Linked DNA regions of Homo sapiens: all the other regions are linked to region 1. A link is a loop called in an ENCODE intact Hi-C map of the cell type or tissue named here. Cell type or tissue: dorsolateral prefrontal cortex. All regions are shown on one strand.

The links. Hi-C counts contacts between places; a loop is a spot of excess contacts. Peaks named below come from ENCODE experiments on the same cell type or tissue, not always from the same donor. Only the 100,000 strongest peaks of a DNase experiment are listed, where the experiment ranks them.
Region 2: it touches region 1 in a loop (1.8-fold over the local background); 15 of 110 quality-filtered maps call a loop at or near these places.
Region 3: it touches region 1 in a loop (10-fold over the local background); 103 of 110 quality-filtered maps call a loop at or near these places.
Region 4: it touches region 1 in a loop (4-fold over the local background); 30 of 110 quality-filtered maps call a loop at or near these places.

The regions. Positions count from the first base shown.
Region 1 is chr19:2,747,184-2,752,183 of GRCh38, reverse strand. No RefSeq gene overlaps it. Among named protein-coding and RNA genes, the nearest start is that of SLC39A3, 9.7 kb to the right of the region's middle. RefSeq lists silencers at 2,699-2,748, 2,759-2,828. In dorsolateral prefrontal cortex, CTCF peaks have their summits at 2,581 and 2,780 (motif pointing right); DNase peaks (open chromatin) are centred at 1,278 and 2,803; H3K4me3 peaks cover 885 bases; H3K27ac peaks cover 1,747 bases.
Region 2 is chr19:2,693,392-2,698,391 of GRCh38, reverse strand. The region is part of intron 1 of GNG7 (G protein subunit gamma 7); the gene reads left to right. Among named protein-coding and RNA genes, the nearest start is that of GNG7, 6.8 kb to the left of the region's middle. In dorsolateral prefrontal cortex, no CTCF peak of the experiment used is centred here; DNase peaks (open chromatin) are centred at 2,941 and 3,977; H3K4me3 peaks cover 890 bases; H3K27ac peaks cover 5,000 bases.
Region 3 is chr19:2,646,391-2,651,390 of GRCh38, reverse strand. All of the region lies in intron 1 of GNG7 (G protein subunit gamma 7), which reads left to right. Among named protein-coding and RNA genes, the nearest start is that of MIR7850, 18 kb to the right of the region's middle. RefSeq lists a silencer at 702-877. In dorsolateral prefrontal cortex, CTCF peaks have their summits at 2,542 and 2,742 (motif pointing left); DNase peaks (open chromatin) are centred at 664 and 2,720; H3K27ac peaks cover 1,117 bases.
Region 4 is chr19:2,661,596-2,666,595 of GRCh38, reverse strand. All of the region lies in intron 1 of GNG7 (G protein subunit gamma 7), which reads left to right. Among named protein-coding and RNA genes, the nearest start is that of MIR7850, 33 kb to the right of the region's middle. In dorsolateral prefrontal cortex, a CTCF peak has its summit at 2,598 (motif pointing left); DNase peaks (open chromatin) are centred at 1,325, 2,175 and 2,508; H3K4me3 peaks cover 805 bases; H3K27ac peaks cover 3,382 bases.

The sequences.
Region 1 (5,000 bases):
ACGGCAAGCTCCGCCTCCTGGGTTCATGCCCTTCTCCTGCCTCAGCCTCCCGAGTAGCTGGGACCACAGGCGCCCGCCACCAAGCCCGGCTAATTTTTTGTATTTTTAGTAGAGACGGGGTTTCACCGTGTTAGTGAGGATGGTCTCGATCTCCTGACCTCGTGATCCACCTGCCTCGGCCTCCCAAAGTGCTGGGATTACAGGTGTGAGCCACCGCGCCCGGCCTACATTTTTTTTTTTTCTTTTGAGATAGAGTCTCACTCTGTCGCCCAGGCTGGAGTGCAGTGGTGCCATCTTGACTCACTGCAACCTCTGCCTCCTGGGTTCAAGTGATTCTCCTGCCTCAGCCTCCCCAGTAGCTGGAATTACAGGTGCCCGCCGCCACGCCCAGCTAATTTTTGCATTTTGGGTAGAGATGGGGGTTTCACCATGTTGGCCAGGCGGGTCTTGAACTCTTGACCTCAGGTGATCCACCCGCCTTGGCCTCCCAGAGTGCTGGGATGACAGGCGTGAGCCACCGCGCCGGGCCGGATCTGCACTGTAGACAAGCAGCCCAGGTGATCGCGATGCCTCTGTTTGGAGAATCCCACTCCCGGAAACACCTGTGGACACTGTTGCAGGAGCCGTGTATCCCAGCCGCAGCCGGCACGCTCTTCAGTCTTCGTAGACGACCTCGGCTCATTTCCTCCCATCTCGTGTCCATCACCAGGAAAGCCTGCACAGTCTCTTCCCAGTTGACCCCAAACCCAGCCCAAGCCTTTGAGAGACCTCCAGAAAGTTTGTTTTGGAATCACCAAGGGGTGGAGAAGAGGAGGGGTGGCGAGGGGGAGCTGTCATCTCATCCCAGAACCAGTGGCTTCTCTGCGCGACTTGATGAGAAGCGTGTCATAGATAATGGCTGCTTGATCCCACACAAGTTTGAAATAGGGTAGTTCTGAATATTCCTGTCAGAGATGCGCAGAGCAAAGAAGCGGTAATTAAACTTGGGTTTCATGTAAGTCGTGACTCAGGGCTCCAGGAGTAGGTTGAACCTCCAGGTGTAATCGTGGAATTAGGAAGGCTCTGCCCTCTGCTTCTCTGTACGCTTGGGGTGCAGTTCCTACAAAGCCTGACCCAGCAGGGACTATGTTGCAAACCCCTCCAGGGTAAGTCCCAGGAAGCCACGAGGAGGAAACAAATAGTGTTTTTCTCTTTTGCAGAATTGGTGCTTCTCAACGGGCGCAGTTGTCCTCCCCGGGACACAGGGCGATGTCTGCGGACATCTGTGGTTGTCACAACTGGGGGGTGCGCCTGGCATTGAGTGGGTGGAGGCCAGAGACGCTGCTCAGCACCCTGCAGTGCCCAAGATGGCCCCACCCCACAGAATAATTCAGCCCCAAATGTCCACAGTACAGAGGAGGAGAAGCCCAGACACATGGTACTCTCTAGATAAATGTGTCAAATCCATGTCCCAAACCGTTTTGCCATTAGGAAAAATAATTTGTCACTGACTCTGGAATGTCCCGGTATCTTTGAAGGAAAACATTTCACCCCAAACTGAGTAACTTGAAAACCTAAAACAAAGTGACCTTCCCCATCCTGTTCTCCATCTTGCAAAAATATCTTAGGTCAAATTATTCTTTTTAGAGACAGGGTCTGGCTCTGTTGCCCAGGCTGGAGTGTAGCACCGTGAGCATAGCTCACTGTAGCCTCAACCTCCTGGGCTCAAGCGATCCTCCCACCTCAGCCTTTCAAGTAGCTGGGACTACAAGCATGGACACCACGCCCAGCTAATTTTAGTTATTATTTTTAAATTTTATTTATTTTTTGAGACAGAGTCACGCTCTGTCACCCAGGCTGGAGTGCAGTGGGGCGATCTCAGCTCACTGCAGGCTCAACCTCCTGGATTCAAGCAATTCTCCTGCCTCAGCCTCCACAGTAGCTGGGATTACAGGCATGTACCACCATGCCCGGCTAATTTTTTTGTATTTTTAGTAGAGATGGGGTTTTGCCACGTTGGCCAGGTTGGTCTCGAACTCCTCACCTCTAGTGATCCACCCACCTCGGCCTCCCAAATTTCTGGGATTACAGGGGTGAGCTGCCGCGCCGGCCTGTTTTTAAATTTTAGATTCAGGGGTACATGGGTCCTCCCTTCCTTCCTCCTGCTTTACTATGGTATCAAGATGAACCTGGTCAACATGGTGAAACCCCATCTCTACTAAAAATACAAAAATTAGCTGGGTGTGGTGGCAGGTGCCTGTAATCACAGTTCCTCGGGAGGCTGAGGAAGGAGAATCGCTTGAACTGGAAGGCGGAGGTTGCAGTGAGCCGAGATCACACCATTGCACTCCAGCCTGGGCGACAGAGTGAGACTGTCTCAAATAAAATAATAAAATTAAAAATAATAAAATAAATAATAAAAAGGCCGGGCGCAGTGGCTCACGCCTGTCATCCCAGCACTTTGGAAGGCCGAGGCGGGAGGATCACCTCAGGCCAGGAGTTCGAGGCCAGCTTCACCAACATGGAGAAACCCCATCTCTAAAAATACGAAATTAGCCAGGTGTGGTGGTGCACACCTGTAATCCCAGCTACTCAGGAGGCTGAGACAGGAGAATCGCTTGAACTCGGGAGTTAGAGGTTGCAGTGAGCCGAGATTGTGCCACTGCACTCCAGCCTGGGCGACAGAGTGAGACTCCGTCTCTAAATAAATAACTAAATAATAAAAAATTAACATTGGATTGGAGTCCAAGCATCCGGGATGTGGTCTCGGAAATGGGGAGCCGGGGCGATTCCGCACGGAGCCGCCAGGGGGCGCGGCAGCCACGGCCTCTCCCGCGGGCACCCACGTGCGTCCGCAGCTGCCAGGGCTGTGATCGACAAGGCGTGGCTCCTTCTGCAGCCACCTGGGCCAGAGCCTAGGGACCGCCCTGCTGCTAGAGTTTTGCTCTTAGAATCGGGTCTCCTTTCAGAATGACACGGAGAAAACATCCTCCGAAGCAGGGATGTCCTACCGGGTGCTCGTGCTTTGATGGAGCCAAGAGGATGCACGCAGTGGACCAGGGAGCCAGGCTGGCCCTGAGATACCTGTGGGATGCAGGGTCAAAGACATGAGGCCCGGCAGCGTGGGCGCGCGAGGACCCGCGAAGCCCACCAGAAACCAGAAATTCTCATCAGCTCACGGTGGTCCCGAATTCTTGCCAAGCCCAGGTAGACTTGGGGAGCCCCGTTCCTCTGTCTCCCTCTCTTTCGTTAATGGTGCTTTTTCAACCTTTATACATTTTTATTTACTTATTTATTATTTTTTAATTTTAATTTTTGTTTTTTTGAGACAGAATCTTGCTCTGTCGCCCAGGCTAGAGCACAGTGCCACGATCTTGGCTCACTGCAACCTCTGCCTCCTGAGTTCAAGTGATTCTCATGTCTCAGCCTCCAGAGTAGGTGGGACTACAGTCACACACCACCATGTCTGGCTATTTTTTTTTTTTTTTGTATTTATAGTAGAGACGGGGTTTCTCCATGTTGGCCAGGATGGTCTCAAACTCCTGGCCTCAGGTGATCCACCTGTCTCGGCCTCCTAAAGTGCTGGGAATACAGGCGTGAGCCACTGTGCTTAGCCAGTTTTTATTTATTTTTGAGACAAGGTCTCTCTTTCTGTGTGTCTTCTTTCCAGGCTGGAGAGCAGTGGTGCAGTCACAGCTCATCGCAGCCTCGACCTCCTGGGCTCAAGCAATCCTCCCTCAGCCTCCTGAGTAGCCAGGACTAGAGGCATGTGCCATCATGCCTGGATACTTTTTTTTTCTAGAGATAGGGTCTTGCTGTGTTGCCCAGGCTGGTCTCAAACTCTTGATCTTAAGCGATGCTCCCGCCTTGGCCTCCCAAAGTTGGGATTACAGGTGTGAGCCACTGTGCCAGGCTTCTCCTTCTTCTCCTTCTCCTTCTTCTTTTTTTCTTTAAGAGATAGGTTCCCCAGGCTGGAGTGCAGTGGCGCCATCATAGCTCACAGCAGCCTTGGACTCCTGGGCTCAAGTGATCCTCTTACTTCAGCCTCCTGAGTAGCTGGGACTACAGGCATTTTAAAGACTTAATGCAAGTGTAACATACCTACACCAAAGTGTGAATGATAAGCAAACATCATGGGTGGGGTGCTGTGGCTCACACCTATAATCCCAGCAGTTTGGGAGGCCGAGGCAGGTGGATCACCTGAGGTCAGGAGTTCGAGACCAGCCTGGCTAACATGGCGAAACCCCATTTCTACTAAAAAATACCAAAATTAGCCGGGCGTGGTGGTGGGTACCTGTAATCTCAGCTACTCGGGAGGCTGAGGCAGGAGAATTGCTTGAACCCAGGAGGCGGAGGTTGCAGTGAGCCGAGATCATGCCACTGCACTCCAGCCTGGGTGACAAGAGCGAGACTCTGTCTCAAAAGAAGCAAACATCATGATGAATTTTCATGAGGGGAACACGCCCATATCATTGGCACCTACACCAAGAAACCAAACCTAAGCAGTGCCCCCACATTCCCGCTACTCACTGCCTCCCAGTCCCCCCACACTCCCGCTACTCACTGCCTCCCCAGAGGGTGACACTGACCTAGCGTTTGATACCATGGGTGGGTGCTGCCTGTTTTTGAGAGTTATACAAATACAATCTGCAAAAGGTAAAGCCACAAGGGTTTCAGAAGAAAATATAGAGTCTATTTTGGGGTAGGCAAAATTTTCTTAGAAAGCAAAAAGCGCTAACCATAAAGTTTTTTTTTGTTTTTGTTTTTGTTTTTGTTTTTGTTTTGAGACAGAGTTTCACTCTTGTTACCCAGGCTGGAATGCAGTGGCGAGATCTCGGCTCACCACAACCTCTGCCTCCCGGGTTCAAGCAATTCTCCTGCCTCAGCCTCCCAAGTAGCTGGGACTACAGGCACCTGCCACCACGCCCGGCTAATTTTGTATTTTTAGTAGAGACGGGGTTTCTCCATGTTGGTCAGGCTGGTCTCGAACTCCCAACCTCAGGTGATCCGCCCACCTCGGC
Region 2 (5,000 bases), 54 kb after region 1:
GGGTTTCACCATATTGCCCAGGCTGGTCTCAAACTCCTGACCTCAGGTGATCCACCTACCTCGGCCTCCCAAAGTGTTGGGATTACAGGCGTGAGCCACCGCGCCCGGCCTGTCCTTTTTTTTTTGAGACATGGTCTCATTCCGTTGCCCGGGCTGGAGTACAGTGGTGCGATCTCGGCTCACTGCAACCTCTGCCTCCTGGGTTCAAGCCATTCTCCTGCCTCAGCCTCCCGAGTAGCTGGGACTACAGGCACCCACCACCACACCCAGCTAATTTTTGTATTTTTAGTAGAGACGGAGTTTCACCATGTTAGCCAGGCTGGTCTGGAACTCCTGACCTCTGGTGATCCACCTGCCTCGACCTCCCAAAGTGCTGGGATTATAAGCATGAGCCCCCGCACCCGGCCTGTCTTTTGTTTTTGAGATGTGGTCTCGTTCATTGCCCAGGCTGGAGTGCAGTGGCGCCATCTTGTCTCATTGCAACCTCCGCCTCCCGGGTTCAAGCGATTCTCCTGCCCCAGCCTCCCGAGTAGCTTCCATTACAGGCATGTGCCACCACGCCCGGCTAATTTTTGTATTTTTAGTAGAGACGGGCGGGGGGGGGGACGGGGCCCTCACCATGTTGGCCAGGCTGGCCTCGAACTCCTGACCTTAGGTCATCCACCCACCTCAGCCTCCCAAAGTGCTGGGGTGACAGGCGTGAGCCACCGCGCCCGGCCGCTGTGTCCTTTCACGGCTGATTTCTGCAATTCTGCGTCCTTGTTGATGTCGGGCGCCTCTCCCCGCTCGTTGACATTTCTTGACTTCACTTGTCACTGCTTTTTATACATGCACTCTTTGGCCTGGCCTCTGTCTCTTAAGGGTTAGAGAAAAGTGTTCATGGTTTACGTCACCCAGGAGACCCTACCGATGAGTGTGAGAGCTAAGGAGATGGGCTGACCCATCCTCAGTCACACAGCGGCCCCCGAGGGGTCACTCCTGTCCTCCTCCTCCCCCATCCTGCGGCGTGAGTGGGCCACGCTCTCTCTGTGTGGTTGCTCCCCCACATCGGCTCCTGACACGGATGGGCGGTGGGGTTCGTGGGCAGCTCCGAGACGCTTCCACGAACAGTTACTTGAACCTCGCAAAAGGAAAAGTCTTACTGCTTTTTATGACAAAAATTGAGGTATAATTTACACTTCATAACATTCAGACCTTTTAAGGATGCAATTCCATCTTTTAAATAAGTTTATCAGCTGTGCAAACATCCCTATAAGCCCCTTTCAGAACATTCCTGTGATCCCAGCATTTTGGGAGGCCGAAGCAGGTGGATCAGTTGAGGTCAGGAGTTCGAGACCAGTCTGGCCAACATGGCGAAACCCTGTCGCTAGTAAAAATACAAAAATTAGCCGGGCGCCTGTAATCCCAGCTACTCAGGAGGCTGAGGCAGGAGAATCGCTTGAACCTGGGAGGCGGAGGTTGCGGTGAGCACTGCACTCCAGCCTGGGCAACAGAGCGAGACTCTGTCTCAAAAAACAAACAAACAAAAAAACATTCCATCACCTAGTAAAATCTTTTGTCCCCATGAGGGGGACTCTCCACCCCCTCCCCCAGCCCTGGCACCCACGCCTCTCCCTCCTGTCTCTGGACTGGCCTGTCCTAGACATTTCAAAGAAATGGGTCACACACTGTGTGGCCTTTTGTGTCTGGTGTCTCTCACTGCGTGTGACATGCTCAAGGTGCATCCGTGCTGTGGCCTGCGTCAGAGCCTCGACCCTTTTCAGGGCTGAGTCGTGTTCCGGTGCGTGGACAGGCCGGGCTGTGCTCATCCATCCATTCAGCAACACACGCTCGGCCGCTTTTGCCTTTGGGCAATGGAGCACAGTGCTGGGATGTAAATGGCTTTTTCCTGGGCACAGGCAGTCCACTGCACTGAAGCTTGGGATGTTTGTTTAGTGGTTCTTTCTTTCTCTTTCTTTCTTTCTTTCCTTCCTTCCTTCCTTCTTCCTTCGTCTTTCCTTTCTTTCTTCCCTTCCTTTCCTTTCTTTCTTTCTTTTCTTTCTTTTCTTTCTTTCTTTCTTTCTTTCTTTCTTTCTTTCTTTCTTTCTTTCTTTCTTTCTCTCTCTCTCTTTTTCTTTCTCTCCTTCTCTTTCTTTCTTTTTTCTTTTTCTTTCTCTCTCTCCTCTCTCTCCTCTCTTCCCTCTCTCCCCTCTCTCCCCTCTCTCTCCTCTCTCTCTTTCTCTCTTTTCTTTTTTTTTGACGGAGTCTTGCTCTGTCTCCCGGGCTGGAGTGCAGTGGTGCAATCTCGGCTCACTGCAACCTCCACCTCCCAGGTTCCAGTGATTCTCCTGCCTCAGCCTCCCGAGTAGCTGGGATTACAGGCATGCACCACCACACCCAGATAATTTTTATGTTTAGTAGAAACAGGGTTTCACCATGTTGCCCAGGCTGGTCTCGAACTCCTGACCTCAGGTGATCTGCCCGCCTCGGCCTCCCAAAGTGCTGGGATTACAGGCGTGAGCCCCCATGCCCGGCCCCTTCTGTCTGCTTTCTTTCCCATCTCAGTGCTCCCTCTTGAGCCGAGAGCCTCATCATCCCTGGCGGGAGACTCCGAGGTGACGAATCAGCCTCTGGTTTCTCCAGCTCCAGCAGGACCTTCCTAGTAAGCTTCCTGGGCACTGATCAGACGGTCACTTCCCTGCCTCCTATCAAGTCAGCACCCACATGATGGCACCCCAGTTCCTCATGGGGTCTTCAGGGTCCTGCATGGCCTGGCCCTGCCCTCTGACCCTTCAAGTACCCCACCCCCACTTGGCTCCATCCACCTCCCCGGTGCCCCTGGGTTTCCTGGACGCTGCTGTTGCTGTCTCCTTTGTCTGAAACGCTCCTTCCTTCCTTCCTCTATCCGACAAAGGCCCGTTGTGTGCCTATTTTAAGCCTCAGAACTGGTGCCAGGCCCTGGGAGCACCACGTGAATGAGGCATCTGTGTGCTGGTGTGGGGGCCGTGGAGATGGCAGTCTGGGTCAGAGGGGCCTGAGCCCAGGGTGGCACAGAGGTGGGGGCCTCGGGCCTGTGTGTTCTAGGAGCTGAATAGGTGCAGGGGTGATAAGAAGTCGTCCAGGGGGGTAGAGAGGGGGCTGCGGAAGGTCCAGACAGGAGGCCACGAGGAAGCTTTGAGTAGAATACAAGTTTGCCAGGGAACGGATTGGTGGAGACTGGCCCATCTTGGTGGGTACACAGAGGGCGCTAGGTCTCCCCATGCCACTCACCACACATTTTCTCAGCCTGGCTCACTGCAGCCTCAAACTCCGGGCTCAAGCAATCCTCCCACCTCAGCCTCCCAGAGTAGCTGGGACTACAGATGCACGCCACCATGCCCAGCTAATTAAAACTTTTTTTTGTAAACGTGGAGGTCCCCCTGTATTGCCTAGGCTGGTCTCGAACTCCTGAGCTCGAGTTCAACCCTACCCTGTGATGGCCTGAGTAGGGTCATTTTCTGGGGCAGGGCTGTCCTGGGCACTGCAGGTCCTGAGGTGCCGAGCAGCGTCCCTGGCCTCCACCCACTCCACGCCAGGAGCACCTCCAGTTGTGACAACCACAGATGTCCCCAGACATAGCCCAGTGTCCCTCAGGGAGCAGATCACACCTGGGCTAGGGGAGTCCACGGACTCCAAGAGACTCCGCGTCCCATGATCCTCTGCCCTGCTGAGGTCCCAGGAGGCTGCACACATTGAAATCCACACCCTGAGTGGGGAGGGAGAGAGGAGGTGAGCCCCAGAAGCTGGGGGTCCCCCTGATTTACACTGTCTGCCCCATTGGGAGTTTATTCTGGTGTCTAGTGTGATCAGGAAGCAGACTTGATTTTTTTCCCAAATAATGTAGGGGCTCCCTCTTAGTACTGCAGATAGGGGGGACCGGATTGTTCTCTGGGGTGGGGCCGTCCTGGGCACTGCAGGGTGCTGAGCAGCGTCTCTGGGCTCCACCCACTCCACGCCAGGAGCATCTCTGAGTTGTGACAGCCACCGATGTCCCCAGACATTGTCCACAGTCATCTGGGGTTGAGAACCACTGCTCTATACCAGGCTATGGTAGAACAGATCCTTTCAACTAAAACTTTTTTTTTTCCCCTAAAAACTATGGTTGAACTAGTTAAGTGCTATTCCCTGCCCCCCCCCAAAAAAAAGCAACAAAAAAATCTCCCCAAAATGTAGATTCCTCCAAAAATAGTGTCACCAATTCCAGATAGCCTTGACATTTCTGACCCAAATCCCCTGTGCTTACCCAGCCTTACAATCTCAAATGTAGCCCAACCCCAGAGAGAGAAAGGAAGATAATTTTATCCTCAAACAACCAAGATTTCTTAGGCATAGAGACATTGCCGTTTCAAGGTCAGAGTCATTTATTTTACAGACATTTATTAACGTTCACAACACAATATTAAGTGTCTGATATTGTGTCGAGTGATGGGTTTACAAAATGAAGACAGGGACCTCGACCTCTGAGAGCCTCCAAGAGGAGGCGGCATTTGATTAGAGACTTGGGGGGGTTGTGGGTAGAATGTGGGCGTTCATTCTTTAACCCTTGACGCATTTATCTGGTGCTGTCTCTGTCTCATGTCCAGCCATGCCCTAAATCAGAGCTTGTCCCTGGGGGTGATTCTGGCCTTCAGGGGACACTGAGCAACGTCTGGGGACATTTGTGGCTGTCACAACCGGGGCTGCTCCTGGCATGGAGTGGGTGGATGCCATGGACACTGCTCAGCGCCCTGCAGTGCCCAGGATGGCCGCACCCCAGAGAATAGTCCAGAGCTCCGATGTCCACAGTGCCCAGGGGAGAGACCCTGGTTTGCAGAAATGGCTACCTTTTTGGAGTTTCTGTACAGTTACTCTTTGGAAGATGGTAAAGTAGAAAAAGACTACCTTTGATGTATGTTAATTAGTTGAAAGTCTGCTTTTCTTTTCTTTCTTTTTTTCTTTCTTTCTTTTTTTTTTTTTTTGAGGCAGAGTCTCGCTCTGTCACC
Region 3 (5,000 bases), 100 kb after region 1:
GGGAAGGGAGGGAGGGAGGGATGGAGGGAAGGGAGGGAGGGAGGGATGGAGGGAAGGTAGGGAGGGAGGGAGGGAGGGATGGAGGGAAGGTAGGGAGGGAGGGATGGAGGGAGGGAGGGAAGGAAGGAAGGAAGGAAGGAAGGAAAGGAAGGAAGGAAGGAAGGAAGTCGGACAGAGATCTGGAGAAGTGCCTCCAGGACACAGTGGGGAGGGCCGGGAGGCGGTGGCAGCCCTTCGTACACGAGGTCCCCTGACCACCACCACTGTCCATGGCCTCTGTGTCCCAAGGGGGACTGATCTCTCCCTGCTGACATTCGGCACCTGCTACCTGGAGTGTTTCTTGCCTGTGTCTGAGACTTGCCTGCCTGCTGGGTGGAAGGGCCAGCTGCCCATAGGTGCCCAGGGCCCTGAGCTGGGTTTAAAGCCGGGCTATTGGCGCCTTGAAATCCATACTAATTTATGAACAGGAGGTCCCAGCGGTTCGTGTTGCCCCAGCTCGGCAGTTTCTGAGGGGACCTAACCCCCGCGGAGAGGTCTCTCCTCCTTGTCTCCACTGCTGGCCGCCCGGGTCGATTGTGATTTGTCCACACAGGGAACATGAAAACACAGCGTTTCTGTCAGGCTGAGTGAGCCGCTGAAGGTCGCTGGGGGACAGCCTGGCGCCAGCTGGTGCGGCTCAAGGCCCGAGGACAGAGCGGCTGGGATGCGGCTTCACCCACGCTGTGCTCGCCTCTGACCCAAGCTGCTCTGAGGCCGAGTGCAGACCAAGGGGCATCCGCAGGGATCGCCTCACTGCCAAGTCCAAGGTCTTGAGGACAGCCAGGGGCTGGGGTTAAAGGGCTGGGGACAGGGAGGTTTGCAGTGAAGGCAGAGAGTGAGAACTCATCTTAAAAATGATTCCTAGGGCTGGGAATCATTGTTGCCTGTAATCCCAACAACTTCGGGAGGCCAAGGCTGGCGGATCACCTGAGGTCAGGAGTTCAAGACCAGCCTGGCCAACATGAGGAAACCCCGTCTCTACTAAAAATACAAAAAAAGCTAGCCAGGCATGGTGGTGGGTACCTGAAATCCCAGTTACTCTGGAGGCTGAGGCAGGAGAATCGCTTGAACTCGGGAGGTGGAGGTTGCCGTGAGCCGAGATCGTGCCCCACTGCACTCCAGCCTGGGGGATAGAACGAGACTCTGTCTCAAAAAAAAAAAAAAAAAAGATTCCTATGACACGAATATTCACAGCAGCAGATTCACAATTGCCAACAAGAAGGAACGAGCCGATTGTCCATCCGCCGGTGAATGGATTTAAAAAACACGTCCTTCCATACTCAGGAGGAGTAAGACTCAGCCATGGAAAGGAGCGAGTCTTTGACACAGGTCACAGCATGGATGCACCTTGAGGACGTCACACTCAGTGAGAGACACCAGACACAAAAGGCCACACAGTGTGTGACCCCATTTCTATGAAATGTCCAGGACAGACCCATCCGCAGAGTCAGGGAGGGTGTGCGTGGGGGCCGGGGCTGGGGATCGGGGGCTGATGGCGAGGGGGCTTCTTTGTAGGGTGATGAGAATGTTCTGGAACTACATAAAGGTGATGGTTGGCCAGTTTTGCAAATATACTGAAAACAATGAATTATACACTTCAAGTGGGCGAGTTGTATGGTACAGGCGTTAGTTCACAATAAGGCTGTTTAAAAATAATGATTCCTGGCTGGGCGCGGTGGCTCACGCCTGTAATCCCAGCACTTTGGGAGGCTGAGGCGGGTGGATCATGAGGTCAGGGGCTCAAGACCAGCCTGACCAACATGGTGAAACCCCGTCTCTACTAAAAATACAAAAATTAGCCGGGGGTGGTGGTAGGTGCCTGTAATCCCAGCTACTCAGGAGGCTGAGGCAGGAGAATTGCTTGAACCTGGGAGGTGGAGCTTGCAGTGAGCTGAGATCGCACTCCAGCCTGGGTGACAGAGCAAGACTCCGTCTCAAAAAGTAATAATAATAATAATAATTCCTAGGGGTGAGCGTCTACACTGAATGTATCCGCCTCTCTCAGTTTGCTGGTTTTGATAAGATGTGCCCTAGTTGTGTACGGTGTCGCTGGCAGGGTAGTGAGTTGAAGGGCGCACCAGACCACTTCAAATTCATTCAGTAATTTAAGGTTGTCCAGGTGAAATGGCTACACCTGTAATCCCAGCCCTTTCAGAGGACAAGGTGGTGAGAGGATCACTTGAGCCCAGGAGTTCAAGACCAGGCTGGATAACATAGCAAAGACCCTGTCTCTATTTTTAAAAAATTAAAAATTAGCCCACAAATTAAGCACATTCCTTCCCCCTTCCCAGAACATAAAAACTACAACAGTGATGCCCACCTGTAGGCCCAGCTCCTCAGGAGGCTGAGGAAGGAGGATCGCTTGAGCCCAGGAGGTGGAGGCTGCAGTGAGCTGTGATTACACCATTGCACTCCAGCCTGGGCAATAGAGTGAGGCCCTGTCTCAAAAAAAACAAAAAACAAAAAACAAAAAAAAAAACACATGATTCAGAGTTGAAGGATTATGTTCATAGCTGCCCTGCAAGGTGGAGGGCAGGAGTCTGGGCCTCCTGCAGCCCCGTGGGCATGCCGCTCCAGCCCTTTCATCACTCATCCCTGCTGCCCTGAGCTGCTGCTGTCCTGAGTGGCAGGCCCTGGTGTAGCAGATCCTGCAAGATTCCAGCTGCTGCCAGAGCCCAAGGGTGCCAGGGCATTCCTGTGGCAAGGGCACCACCTGCAGGTGACAGTGAGGATTTCAGCTCCCTATCCCTACCTTTTATTGATGGTAAATTACCCTGAGCTCGTAGAACGGAAACTAGCATTTTAAAAAGTCTGCATTTTTTTTAAATGAACTTTTAATTTTAGATTTTCAGAAGAGTTGCAAAGAAATCCAGAGATTTCCTGTCTACCTCTCACCAGTTTTCCCTTATGTTAGCATCTTATGAAGTCACCATGCATTTGGGGTTGGTCTGTTTTTGAGACAGTGCCGTGCTCTGTTGCCCAGGCTGGAGTGCAGTGGCACAATCGCAGATCACTGCAGCCTCGACCTCCTGGGCTCAAGTGATCCTCCTGCCTCGGCCTCCCAAGTAGCTGGGACTACAGGTTTGCACCACCATGCCCAGCTAATTTTTACATTGTTTTTATAGAGATGGCAGATGGGGTCTTGCTATGTTGCCCAGGCTGGACCATATACTTGTGACCACCAAGAAGCCCATGTGGGTACATTTCTATAAGCTAAATTTCACTCTTTATCCCAGTTTCACGGTTTTTTTCTTCTAATGTCCTTTTTCTGTTTTAGGATCCTATCCTGGATCCCAAGTGGCTTTTTTTTTTTTTTTTTTTTTTGAGACAGGGTCTCGTTCTGTCACCCAGGCTAGAGTGCAGTGGCATGATCTCAGCTCACTGCAACCTCCGCCTCCCGGGTTCAAACGATTCTCCTGCCTCAGCCTCCCAAGTAGCTGGGATTACGGGCGCCCACCACCACACCTGGCTAATTTTTGTATTTTTAGTAGAGACAGGATTTCAACATGTTGACCCGGCTGGTCTCGAACTCGTGACCTCAGGTGATCCTCCCACCTCGGCCCCCCAAAGTGATGGGATTACAGGTGTGAGCCACCGTGCCTGGCCCCATGTGGCATTTATTTTTATTTTTTCTCAGACAGGATTGCACTCTGTTGCCTAGGCTGGAGTGCAGTGGTGCAATCCTAGCTCACAGCAACCTTGATCTCCCAGGATCAAGCGATCCTCCCATCTCAGCCTCTCGAGTAGCTGGGGTCACAGGCGGGCACCACTACACCCTCCTAATTTTTAAATTTTTTTTGTCAAGATGGGGTCATTTTGTAGAGATGGGGCGACTCGCTGGGAGGACCCTGGACTCCGCATGAGGCCTCCTTGTGACTGTGGTTTGTCCCAGCAAGAGGACATGGAGCACAGAGCAGAGTTTGGGAAGGGAAAGGCTCGTGGGGTGGGTCGGGGAGGCCAGGCCCGGCTTCTAGGCCCAGCTTCCAGGCCCTCTCCCCATGTGTCACGCGGGACACGCCACATCCCCAGCAGCGAGCTGGGACAACAGCCCAAAGCACTGTCACCAGCGAGGCTCCCAGAGACCCAGCACCCACGTTCCTATGGGGGCTGGTTCTGCTGCCCCTGCTGCCTGACCCATGCCAGGATTCCAGGCTCCAGAGGGAGGCAAGGATTTCATATAAACCACGGTGTTTGCAGGAACAGCTTTGGCCCTGGAGCTTGTCCTGTCAGTGATGGTGGCAGGGTCCCCCCGAGTCCCCCGAGGTGGGGAGTTCCTGGTCGCAGCCTCAGGCATGTGGTGCCAGCCTGGTTCTGCTCAGAGACTGCCCGTACCAGCTGAGCTGGGGCTGAGGGACTTCCCAGGATGCAGGACTTTCAGGCTAACTCTGGAAAAGTCCTGGGCAGACCTGGATACGTTGGGTGCCTTCTGGGCACCGTGGGACTAACTCAGCCCCTTCTTCTTCCTCCCAGGGAGATCGTGAGGCTCCAAAGATGTACAGAGATGTTTTTGATAAACTGTGAAGAGCCGTAGAAACATCAATCCTTGCACTCAGTTCAGTTTTCAAACACGTGGAAAATGTATTAGGAATAACGTCATAAATCTCTAATAATAAATATTTTCAGTGAATTGTCTTCTGCTTTTTTCCTTTTCTATTATTTTTTTTTTTGAAGCAGAGTCTTGCCCTGTTGCCCAGGCTGGAGGACAGTGGCTCGATCTCAGCTCACTGCACCCTCTGCCTCCCGGGTTCAAGGGATTCTCCTGCCTCAGCCTCCTAAGTAGCTGGGACTACAGGCACCCACCACCACGTTGGCTAATTTTTATATTTTTAGTAGAGACGGGATTTTGCCATGTTGGCCAGGCTGGTCTCGAACTTCTGACCTCATGATCCACCTGCCTTGGCCTCCCAAAGTGCTGGGATTACAGGCCTAAGCCACCGCGCCTGGTTGCCAAAATGATTTCT
Region 4 (5,000 bases), 86 kb after region 1:
TCACACTTGTAATCCCAGCACTTGGGGAGGCTGAGCAGGGAGGATCGCTTGAGCCCAGGAGTTCAAGGCCAGTCTGGGCAACATAGCAAGATCCTATCTCTATGAAAAGTAAAAACTAAAAAAGCAGGCATGGTGGCTCACACCTATGTAATCCCAGGACGTTGGGAGGCTGAGGTGGGCAGATCACCTGAGGTCAAGAGTTTAAGACCAGCCTGGCCGACATGGCGAAACCCCATCTCTACTAAAAATACAGAAATTAGCCGGGCATGTTGGCAGGTGCCTGTAATCCCAGCTACTCGGGAGGCTGAGGCAGGAGAATCCCTTGAACCCGGGAGGCTGAGTTTGCAGTGAGCTGAGATCGTGCCACTGCACTCCAGCCTGGGCGACAAGAGCAAGACTCTGTCTCAAAATAAAAATGAATAAATAAATACAATAAAAATTAAAACATAAGCCGGGCACGGTGGCACTTTGGGAGGCTGAAGCAGGCAGATCACCTGAGGTCAGGAGTTCGAGACCAGCCTGACCAACATGGTGAAACCCTGTCTCTACTAAAAATACAAAAATTAGCTGGGCGTGGTGGCGGGCGCCTCTAATACTGGCTATATGGGGGACTGAGGCAGGAGAATCACTTGAACCCGGGAGGCAGAGGCAGTGAGCCAAGTTCGCACCACTGCACTCTAGCCTGGATGACAGAGCAAGACTCCATCTCAAAAAATAAGTAAAATAAATTGAAAAAGAATAATAAAAGGAGGTAATCCAGGTTCTAAATAATAAAGCCAGTATGTGCCATGACCCATGGCTCAGACACCACTTTAAACATTTTATAGATACTCATTTATGTAATCTCCAAAACCAGTCTCACAGGGTGGATGCTGCTTCGATGTGCATTCTACAGAGTGGGAAACTGAGGCACAGCGACAGTGGCAAGGGACTGAAGGTCACCCAGCCAGACAGCGAGTCGTGAAGTCAGAATGGAGTAGCTCTTGTCCAGCACTCCACCTTGGCCATACCAGAGCGTACGTCCCCACCCAATCCTTCCTCGGGACTCAGTGGAGCTATTTTCACATTGAGGGGAAATAGAAATCCGTTCGTTCTCATTTTCTTTCTTTTTTTTGTCCCGCATGGCCCTCTTCCCAAATCCTTGTTGCCCGTCTCACCAGACATTCCAGTTCCAAGAGGTGGGGTGTGGCGAGGACTGTCCAGCACGGCAGGGTGATCCTGCCCCCCCCCCCCCAGGGGACACTGGGCCATGTCTGGGGACATTTGTGGCTGTCACCATTGAGAAGTGCTCCGGGCATGCAGTGGCTGGAGGTCACGGATGCCGCTCAGCGTGCTGCAGTGCTCAGGACGGCTCCATCCCAGAGAATGGTACAGCCCCAGTGTCCACCGTGCCTGGGAGGAGAGACTCAGCATTCATTATTTGGAGAAGAAATGGAGTCTGCTTCCTGCTCACCAGGACACACTCCTGATGGGGCAGACGGTGTAAACCAGGGGACCCCAGCTCGTGGGATTCACCTCCTCTCTCCCTCCCCCCAACTAAAGGTGTGGATTTCAATGTGTGCAGCCTCCTGGGACCTCAGCAGGACAGAAGATCAGGGGACAGAGTATCTTGGGGGTCCGTGGAATTTCCTAATTCAGGGGGTGTCAACTGAGGGTGATTCTGCCCCAGGGGACACTGGGTGTTGTCTGAGGACATTTGTCGTTGTCACAACTTGAGGATGGTCGTGGCGTGGAGTGGGTGGAGGCCAGGGACACTGCTCAGCACCCTGCAGTGTCCGGGACAGCTGCACCCTAGAGAATGACCCAGCTCTGAATGTCCACGGTTTCCAGGGGAGAGACCTTGCATTAACTGGCAAAAAAATGAGTTTGCTCCCTGCTCACAGTAGACACCAGAATAGATTCCCGATGGGGCAGACGGTGTCAGCCGGGGCCATCCTCCCAGAGTGACCTAGAGGACTGGGTGAGGAGGGTCTCTAGAGCACTGAGGGTGCAGGACACAGAGCCAACCGTCTGATTGTTCCTTCCCCCTCCTTGACCTCGGCTCACAGAGACCTTGAACCCTCAGGGTCAAGCAGGCCTGCCCCTTTGTTCTGTGTGCCCCAGGGTGCAGTGGAGCCTGTTCCAGGTCACGCCCGGCCTGGCCGTCATCAGTCTCGTGGCTCTGAAGCAGCCACGTCACTCCCCCAGTCCCGGCACCTCCCCTGCGCCTGCACCTGGGTGAGAGCCCGTCCAGGCCTCTCTGCCCCCTTCCTTTGCAATCAGCACTTTGCTGGTGACATATTTAGATGGTTGCTGTGGTGATGAGTGAAGGCTGAGGTTGACAACTTCAGCGATGGCACAAAGGACAGGGCTGTGTTTCTATATCCAGCCTCCAACGAGACAAGACGCCCCTGCCACGTGCTGGCAGAATGTCAGCGTGGGAAGGGAAGGGGGCTCTGACAGCCCGTCCTGCCCACTCAGTTCCCAGAGGAGGAAGTGCAGCCGGGCCTGGGGGGCGGTGGAGGATAGGCCTGTCATCAAATGTCAGGTCCCTGGCTGTCCTGCCCTTGAGGGACATGCCTTAGAGCATTGGGTCTCAACTGGGGGCAAGCCTGCCCCCTGGGGGACACTGGTAATGTCTGGGGACATTTGTGGGTACCGTGACTTGGGGGTGCTCCTGGCCTGGAGTAGGTGGAGACCAGGGATGCTACTCAGCACTGTGCAGTGCCCAGAACGGCCCCACCCCAGAGAATAATCAAGCCCCAGTTTAATAGTGTCAAGATCAAGCCACGTTGCTTTAGTAGGAAATAGATAAAAGCCAGTGGATTTGTTCAGTTTTAAAAACTGGTGCTGGCATGCATATCTTGATAATTTGCAAAATGCCAAAATGAATCATTTTCTTGGCCTGGTCATTCTTCTGATTTGCCCTCAGTGAATGTACCTTATCCATCTGGGCTTTTGCATCTCTCCCAATTATCAGGTTGATAGATATTGGAAAAACAAGAAAATGAAAAATCCAATTGCTGGCTTTTAGGAAAAGGTAATGTTTGACTACACACCTGTCTTTATTTTGTGCTGCTATAATGGAATGCCATAGACTGGATAATTTATAAATAATAGAGATTTGTTTCTTAACGGTTCTAGGGACTGGGAAGTCCAATGTCGAGGTGCTGGCATCTGGTGAGGGCCTTCTTGCTGCGTCAGAGGTGGAAGGGCAAAAGAGCACATATATGAAAGATTGGGGAACTGGGGAAGAAAGAGGAGGGGGGGGAGAGAGAGAGAAAGGGTGAGAGGGAGAGAGAAAGAGAGATGGCATTAATGAGGGTAGGGCCTTCATAACCTAATCACCTCTTAAAGTTCTCACCTCTCAACATGGTGGCATTGGGAATTAAAGTTTCTACAATATGCTTTTTGGGAGACACATTCAAACTATAGCAACATCTGCTTGGAGGAGTCATGTGGATCAGCCCTTCCTTCCCTTTGCAGATGTACCAGTTATCTATCACTGTGTAACAAATTACCCCAACACTTAGCTTAAACAGCAAGCATTTACTATCCTGCAGTTTCTGTGGGTCAGTGGGATATTATATTACTTGCATTATATTTATTATATTATTTGGTCTTTGTCCTGATTTTTTTCTGGTGCAGAACTCCTAAAATCCTTGGAATCTGCAAAGTCATGTCTTTTTGTATGATGATAAGTCGACTGATGGCTGACAGCTTCTAGTTATTTTCAGGAATGGTCTGGCCACCAGAAAGATCAAGGCAGGATGAGAGGGCTGGAACCTTTAGCTGTACCCTCCAGCCTCTGGGGAGGGGAGAAGGGCTGAAGGTTGAGGTGATGACCAGTGGCCAGTGACGCGATCAGTCATGCCTATGAAGTAAAGCCTCCATAAAACTTCAAAAGGACGGGGTTTGGAGAACTTTGAGATAGCTGAGCACATGGAGGTTCCTGAAGGGTAGCATGCCAAGGAAGCTTTGCCCTTCTTCCCTATACCTCATCCTATGCATCTTTTCGTCTGTATTCTTTGTAATATGCTTTATATTAAACCAGTAAATGTGTTTCCCTGAATTCCGAGAGCTGCTGTAGTAAATTAAACCCAACCCTAACTTCAAGCTGGTCAGTTGGAAGTTCTGGAGGCCCAAACTTGCTACTGGTATCTGAAGAGGTTAGGGGCAGTCTTGTGGGGGGATTTAGCCCTCAACCTGTGGGGTCCAAGGCTGTCTCCAGGTAGATAGCACCTGAATTGAATTGAACTGAATCGAATTAGGGGACAGCTAGCTGGTGTGTGGGGAAACTCCTCTCACATTTGGTCACAGAAATATCTTGGGTTGATTTTTTTTTTTTTTTTTTTTTGAGATGGAGTCTCGCTCTGTCGCCCAGACTGGAGTGCAATGGTGCAATCTCTGCTCACTGCAGCCTCCGCCCCCCAGGTTCAAGTGATTCTCCTGCCTCAGCCTCCTGAGTAGCTGAGATTACAGGTGCCCACAACCACGCCTGGCTAATTTTTGTATTTTTGGTAGAGACAGGGTTTCACCGTGTTGGTCACGCTGGTCTCAAACTCCTGATCTTAAGTGATCCACCTGCCTTGGCCTCTGAAAGTGCTGGGATTACAGGCGTGAGCCACTGCACCTGGCCATGTTGATTGCTGTTGATGTGAGAGCAAGAGGAAAAGCAATTTGAGTTTGAGTTTTTTCCACCCTCACTCAGGAGTTAGGAAGCAGCTCCACTGGGTGATTCTGGCAGTGAATGTGCTGGGGCTGTATCATCTGAAGGCTCGATTGGAGCTGGAGGAGCTGCTTTCAAGAGGGCGCCCTCATGTGGCTGTTGGTGGAGGCCTCAGCTTCCAACTGGCCTTGACAGGAGGGCAAAATGCCCAAATGAGTCGTTCCTTCCTTCTTTCCTTTTTTCCTTCCTTCCTTCCTTTTTTTTTTTTTTTTTTTTTAATGGAGTCTCACTTTGTCAGCCAGGCTAGAGTGCAGTGGCACAATCTTGGCTCACTGCAACCTCTGCCTCTTGG